Regions from separate parts of the Homo sapiens genome. Here regions 1 and 2 are each linked to region 3. A link is an interaction called in ENCODE POLR2A ChIA-PET data of the cell type or tissue named here. Cell type or tissue: PC-9. All regions are shown on one strand.

What was found. ChIA-PET counts read pairs that join two places held together with the same protein. Peaks named below come from ENCODE experiments on the same cell type or tissue, not always from the same donor. Only the 100,000 strongest peaks of a DNase experiment are listed, where the experiment ranks them.
Region 1: POLR2A ChIA-PET joins it to region 3 with 12 read pairs; 1 of 35 experiments calls an interaction of 5 or more read pairs at or near these places.
Region 2: POLR2A ChIA-PET joins it to region 3 with 8 read pairs; 3 of 35 experiments call an interaction of 5 or more read pairs at or near these places.

Annotation. Positions count from the first base shown.
Region 1 is chr5:170,131,553-170,134,052 of GRCh38, forward strand. No RefSeq gene overlaps it. Among named protein-coding and RNA genes, the nearest start is that of FOXI1, 27 kb to the left of the region's middle. In PC-9, no CTCF peak of the experiment used is centred here; DNase peaks (open chromatin) are centred at 189 and 1,319; H3K27ac peaks cover 1,611 bases.
Region 2 is chr5:168,457,674-168,460,173 of GRCh38, forward strand. The region is part of intron 19 of WWC1 (WW and C2 domain containing 1); the gene reads left to right. Among named protein-coding and RNA genes, the nearest start is that of RARS1, 28 kb to the right of the region's middle. In PC-9, no CTCF peak of the experiment used is centred here; no DNase peak of the experiment used is centred here.
Region 3 is chr5:168,400,890-168,403,389 of GRCh38, forward strand. All of the region lies in intron 5 of WWC1 (WW and C2 domain containing 1), which reads left to right. Among named protein-coding and RNA genes, the nearest start is that of RARS1, 84 kb to the right of the region's middle. In PC-9, no CTCF peak of the experiment used is centred here; DNase peaks (open chromatin) are centred at 552 and 1,192; H3K27ac peaks cover 2,163 bases.

The DNA.
Region 1 (2,500 bases), 1.7 Mb after region 3:
CTGCTATTGCTTCTACATGTATCTCTCAGCATCTGACTTACACTCTTATCAGGCATAGATACACGTAGTTTTATTTTTATATTTGAGCACTTACTATGTGTAAGTTGCATTGCAAAGCAGTTTGTGTATATTATCAAATCCTTAGAACAATCCTACATAACAAGTTCTACCACTTCCCCCATCTTGTAAATGAGAGAACTGACACACAAAGAGGTGAAGTTCATACCCCATTGGTAATAAGTGGTGGAGTCAGAATCTAAACTGCCTGAGTTTAGAACTGTCTGATTTTAGGGCTTGTGCTTGTCCAAGGATGCCCTTCTGCACAACTCCATAAGCCATTCACATTGTAGTCCCCTGAGCTGTGTAGGCTCGAGGAGCTGCCACTTGCATTCACTACAATGCAAATGGCGGCCTTTTATGCTAACTAGGGAAAGTTTCTCCTTATAAAACAAAAAGGATGAAATAGCTCATCTGCGGAGTGAGGGGAGAGGGTTCTTCTAGCTCTGATTTGATTCATTCGACAACATTTTCTTAGCACTTACTTTATGCCATGTGCTGATCTGGGTATAGAAGATACAGCAATGAAAACGTTCCCTGCCCTCATGGAGCTTACCTTTGAATGGGAGAAACAACCAATAAAAACATAAGCAGGTTATACAATTATATAAAAATGTAATCTGATGCCAGGTGATGATTATTACTATGAATTAAACCAAAGCAGGGTAAAGACTCAGACAGTGACTGGGGACACTATTTAAGATAGGGAGGTCCAAGAAGTCACTCTGAAAAAGTGACATCTGAGCAGCCAGCCATGTGAAGCCAGACATGTGAAGGAGCCATCCATGGAAATATCTGAAACAAAGGCATTCCTGGAGGCCATGGGAACAGCAAAGTACAAAGGCCCTGGAGAGGAAATGAGCTGGGCGCATTTGAGGAACGACCAAAAGACTATTCTGGTCAGGAGGATGAAGGAGAAGAAGCTGGTAGGACCTCACAGTCCTTGGGAAGGAGATTGATTTTATTCCATCTAATGGGGATAATGGTTGGGGAATGAGAATTTGCACAGGAGAGATGGGAGACAATAAGCTTAGGGCTCTCTGAAGGGCAACCAAAGGGCTCAGCACTCAACCCCAGGAGCAGCCGGCAACCCTTCCGAATAGTGTGTCAATTAAAGTGCAGGCAGCAGTGCTCTAATTGTGGTTGTTTTTTCCAAAATACAGATGGCAGTAGCCTGGTTTCCAGCAGGATGGTGATGACATCTGGTCTGCTTTCAATAAATCCTGCTTATGCAAAATTTCAGCTCCATTTCAGTCACCAAAGCCTCTGACTCATTCTATCTGAATCTCAGGCTGTAGGATGTGCTGGACAAAGAGGGAAACAATGTCCCTGAGTGACAAAGTGGACAAATTCCAGCCCTGCCATTCACCCATTCCCTTGCATGAATCCCTTCTCCTCTCTGTGCCTCAGACCCTTCTCTGTACAAGGGGGCTACCCAGGCCTAATTTACAGGGAGGCCCATGATAATTAATCAAGATCAGGTTGTTTGAAAACATTTTGCTCAGGACCAGTTAATGTATTTACTTGTTTGTTTTCTGTTTTCCCAACCATCCTGTAGACTCCGTGAGACCAGAGTCCTGTCCATCTGGTTCATTGCAGCCACCTCAGGACAGAACACAGATCCTGGCACCCAGTAGATGTGCTCAATAATTACTTGCTGAATTAATAAAGAGCATCTGATTATTAACCATCTGCAGATAGAATGTTGGATATGGCTTCAGGAACTTTTAGTTTCTGAATGTTACCAGAAAGGAATTTTCTCTGTCAGGCCCAAATGGCTACTGCACGATTTGTCTGTGTGAAGGTGAGTAGGGGATGGTTATTTCCGTGTCAGTTTCTCTCTGAATGTGCACATTTGACTGTGAACCTGTACTCATCATACAAATAATTAACTGCAATGGAAATCAAAGCTAAGAAGGACAAGTACAAATGCTACGAGTATGTCCATCAGGGCATCTGACTTGGTTCAGGTGTCAGGGAAGGTTTCTGTGAGGGAACAAGGTTTGAGCTGAGCCTGAGAGATGAGAACAGAGAAAAGCTCTGAGCCAGGCAGAGGGAGCAGCCAGCACAAGACCCAGCCCTAGGAAAGTTGCATTTCTTGAAGATTAGAAAGGAGGCTGATGAAGGAGAAAGAGACATACAACAATATTGGAGGCTTGGCAGGGGAGAGGTCAGGCAGGGCTTTGTGGACCGTAGGAAGTACTCATATTTATTCTACAGACAATGTGATACCATCCAGATGGTTTCAGCCAGTGGAGACAGGAGTACATTTATCCTTAGACATCACTTTGGCTGATGTTTCTATGAGGCTCTTATATTTTTCAGTGTGTTCAAAACTGAAATCTCAGATTTGATCTTCACGCAATCTTGCAAGGTCAATAGTGCAGTTCAAACTCTCCCTCAGGCAACAGATGAGAAAACTGAGGCACAGGGACACAGGGAA
Region 2 (2,500 bases), 57 kb after region 3:
CCACAAAGCCAATTGGGTGACACCTTCACCGATGCTGCCACAAAACCTGGCCCCCACCGGCCCCGTTGCTGCCCCTGGCATTCAATATTTATGCCTCCACCAGGTTCCTGCCATGGCTGGCATGGAAGCTCTGGTCACTGCTGCCACTGCCACTACTTACCATTAATGGCTTTTCCCTGAGATAAAAACAAACTTGGCACATTTGTAGAATGAAGGAGAGAAAGAGTGGCCTGTTTCAATTCAAGAGACAATAGTAATAGACTTGGGTGCAAGTCACCAGGTTGTGATTCAAGGCCTGGAGCATTTGCATCCAATTGACAGGCTAGTCCTGTGCCTGCCTCTAGCTGCAAGGGAGGCAGTAGAAGCAAGGTTCTGCTACTTTCAGCTTCATCAGTGGGAGGTTGGCTTTGTTTCCCACCAAGTCATAAGGTGGGGTTTTCTCACCCACAGGATGGGATTTCAAATGCTAATCAGCAACACTTCCAGCCCCCACAGCCAAAAAATATATTTTCTGTGTAATCTAATCTTACAGCCCTGTAAGGTGAGTTGTGTGAACCCCATTTTATAGACACAGAAGCTAAGACTCAAAAACTCAAAGCACTGTGCTCTAGGTCACACAGCTGCTAAGTACAAAGCTGGGAGTCCAACTCCAAAGCCTGCAGCCTCTCTGTTGCTCAGAGCCACCTCCTGAGGGCCTTCCTCTGGCCTCCTCGGGTCTGATCGTGAGTAGCCCCTTCCACTGGCCTCTGCACAAAAGGCGTCCTCTGCTGGGTGCCTCCCTTGTTCGATCTTCATCTTCACCTATGTCACTTGGTTAGTTTTGCTGTCTTGAGTTCCCCCACTGAACTCGAAGTCCATGGATAGGGACAATGAATTACCCTTCCTACAGCTCTCCTCAGCCCCCATGTATTCATCTGAAGTGCTACCACATTTGTGGGTTGATTGACTTTGACCAAATAGACACAGCCCATCCTAAATTCTCATTCCTGAACTAGCTTCCTGTGATTCTAAATGATTTCACTGCTCTCTGCATCAGTTTCTCTAGCTATTAAATGCAAGTAATAATAAGGTGACAACATTCTCTACCATGTCTGAGATTAAATGCATTAAAGTGTCTTTATATTAGAGAAAGCTAAATTCAAGGACTTAATGTAGCTTCTGTCTTTCTTTTATATAACATAGTCTTTAACATGTAAACAACTACAACTTAAGGATCAATTATCCTGATACCCATTTCTGGTCGGTAGGACACATATCCTTCAAGTGCCACCACTGGATTAAAACAATGTAGAATAAAAGGCTGGGCACAGTGGCTCACATCTGTAATCCCAGGACATTGAGAGGCTGAGATGGGAGGATCACTTGAGCCCAGGAGTTTGAGACCAGCCTGGGCAACATGGTGAAACCTTGTCTCTACAAAAAATGCAAAAATTATCCGGGCACAGTGGCACGTGCCTTTAGTCCCAGCTACTTGAGAGGCTGAGGCGGGAGAATCACTTGAGCCCGAGAAGTCAAGGCTGCAGTGAGACGAGATAGCACCATTGCACTCCAGCCTGGGCGAAAGGAGTGAAACCCTGTCTCAAAAAAAAAAAAAAAAAAAAGAAAGAAAGAAAGAGAAAGCCCCCTTCTGGTACCACATGCAACCAGTTTATATGAATCTACCCCAGTTGTCAAGATGGCACACCCTTCCACCTGCACATTAGTTTCATCCCTGAGCCCTACTTACAGGCTGGAGCCAGGAGAGCTGGTGGCCTTGGAACCAAACAGACTGGGCCTTGAACTCTGGTTTTGATGCTCCCCAGCTGTTCAACTATACAAGCTTCTTAATCTCTCTGGGCCTCAGTTCCCATCATGTTAGGATTGTCTGAGGATTAAATGAAACTGTCACTGAAGCACCTGGCACGTAGCAGGTGCTCTATCCATGTGGCAGTCATTATTTTTACTATTCAGCGTCTGGTTCTGTTGAGGCCCTGCCTAGCCCAGTGGCTATTTCATCAGTCTGTCCCTGGAGTTGCTGTGTTTGTCAGCTTAGCAGGACTATTAATATCATTATCACAATTAATTATCAATAACCACAGAAACAGCTTCTCAGGAGACCTGCAACAGTGAACTGACAGCTGCTAGACACACAAGCACAATAGCATCGGCCTGTCACAACCCCACCGATTTTGGAAATAGGACTCGAGAAAGAAATCCCCACTCTGCTCCCACCTCCCAGGGGGTGCTGTCATCCTACCCACTCTCCCTTGCGCTCCTTAGGGGTGGGACACATTCTCAATATAGAAGCTTCCCATCCTGACTACAGGCCTGATTTCTGGTCTTAGATGGGGAATACTAGCCCTCTGGGGGGAGTATAGATAACTCAGTGATCGAGCGGATGCCCACGGGGAGAGTTACGATCTGCCCCATCATCTCTAAGGATATGGTCCCTGAGGCTTTGCCTTTAAGCTGTCTTTTTCTTTTTTAAATATCCATCTTGACAGTGGCTCCATTTGAGTCA
Region 3 (2,500 bases):
GGGAGGGAGGGAGGGAAGGAAAGGAAAGGAAAAAGAACGAGAGAGAAAGAGAAAAAGCCCTCCAGTCTGGGTGACAAAGTGACACCCTCTCTCCAAAGAAAGAAAGAAAAAAAGAAAGGAAGGAAGGAGAGAGGAAGAAAGAGAAGGAGAGAGAGAGAAAGCAAGCCCTGCAGTCTGGTTGACAAAGTGAGACCCTGTCTCGAAAAAAAGGAAAAAAAGAAAGAAAAGAAGGAGAGAGAGGAGGAGAGAAAGAAATTAAGAAAGGGAGAGAGAAAGATGTTAGCTTATTGTTGTTATTAACTACAGCATGTAACAGACTCATTCATTGAATTGTGTTCAGTGTATCCAATGGGCTCACTGGACAATCATTATGAAGGTCACCTGGTAGCCCTCTTAGAAGCTCTAGGCAAGACACTCGGCAGATTTCTCCCTTCTAAGGGGGCAGCTCACTTACATTCCCAGGGAGGCCACACCTGTATGGATGGCTGTTTCTCGCTTTTTGTCCCTCCCTGACTGCTATACCTTTTCCTCATTCCATGAATTTCAAATCCACCCTCATCATTCTGTGGCCATAGCCCCAAGCCTTTGGCTGTCTATCTCCAAGCCCTATTAGTTGAGGGAACTGTGGTCATCCGTTGAGGGACCAGTTGGTTCTTTTTCACGTCTTCCCACCCCACAAGTCCCCACCGCCTGGGGTGAGCCACACAAATTCAGCACAACACATGCTGTAAGAAAGTATGGCTTTGTATTATTACAAATTGTATGTAATTTTTGTGTCTTACAAAGTATTATAAATTATGGCTTTCTGTATGTTTACATCTACGTTATATACGTGTTATTTATATATGTGTGTATACATATACCAATCTTGTCTCTCAAACCGGATTCTGAACTTTTTAAGGCCTGGAACCATGCTTTATGCTTCTTGGTAATCTTCAGTAGCACCATTGACAGTTTGGGGCAATAGTATAAGCTTAGAAAATGCCTATTTTTGACCTATTGAAGCAATAGCCTGATTCCTCCACTTTGCAGCAAAATGGCTTCTGAGCACACAGTTTAAGGGCTACTCACTCCCACATCATTTTACTGAATGGGTTCTCTCTGCTTCCTGGCTACTGCAGTCCAAGAGCTTCTGGTTAGAACACTTCCCATTATTCTCTGAGCCACTGCAAACCTGTTTTACCACTTTGTCACCCTGTAGCAGCATTGAAAACTCTTGTTGTTTGGTAAGCTGATGCTGAAACCCCAAAGACAAGCCTCCTTTCTTCCCCTCCCTCTGCCCCATGTTTGATATCAGGACAGATAAGACTCCATGGCAGCTCCAGCCGCCCACACTCCTTAGCCGGAAGCTGGGCTCTGCGTCCAGTGTGGAGGAAGATGCGTCCTTTAATGTACACCTTGGCAGAGAGGGTCAGGAATGTAGTCTTGAGAGGCAGGTGGTCAGGGTTCAAATCCCAGTTCCCTGGGTCCTTGGAAAAGTGACTTAACCCCTGTGAGCTTTGACTTCATTTGAAAAACTAGGGATTGTAAAGATTGAATTGGAAAATCCGTGTCAAGTGTGTGGTAATGCCTGGCATGAGGGAAGAGCTCCTTGAGAGTGGGCTGGGGTGGTGACCTCTAGCTGGTTGCCTGCTTGTATTGGGAAGGGAACTCGGATGAACTCTTTGTCTGCCCTGGGCTAGACAGTGTGCTGGGGAAGCACTTCACGCCAGCCACCTCATTTCATTCTCTTCACCCCCCTTTTAAGAGACGTTTTTGTCCTGCCATATATTACAGATGAGGGCACTGGAAGGGTTGAAAACATGCCCAAAGCCACCCAGCTAGCAGGTGACAGGGCTGAAACCCAGGACTACTGGATTTTGAAGTTCATGGCTCAATACCTCCCTTCCCAGCATCATCCCTGATAACTCCCTCCTCATTCCCAGAAAATGTAAGGCCCCTTTTTCAGAGTCTAACAGGGATGCTATCCAGTCACTTCTACTTCTGTGCCTACCCTGCGGCAGAACATGGAGAAAGGTACAACTTATCCTTAAGGAATTTCCAGGATAACTTTGACCACATGTAATTTCCCCTATTAGAAAATTTCTCTTTAGCAGCCAAAAGCTCTGTTGTTTCTTTTTCTTTCTTTCTTTCTTTCTTTCTTTCTTTCTTTCTTTCTTTCTTTCTTTCTTTCTTTCTTTCTTTCTTTCTTTTCTTTCTTTTCTTTCTTTCTTTCTTTCTTTTCTTTCGACAGAGTCTTGCCCTGTCACCCAGGCTGGAGTGCAGTGGCGCAATCTCAGTTCACTGCAACCTCCGCCTCCCAGGTCCAAGCGATTCTCCTGCCTCAGCCTCCTGACTAAATGGGACTACAGACACGTGCCACCATGCCCGGCTAATTTTTTGTATTTTTAGTAGAGATGGGGTTTCACTGTGTTAGCCAGGATGGTCTCGATCTCCTGACTTCGTGATCTGCCCACCTGGGCCTCCCAAAGTGCTGGGATTACAGGTGTGAGCCACCGTG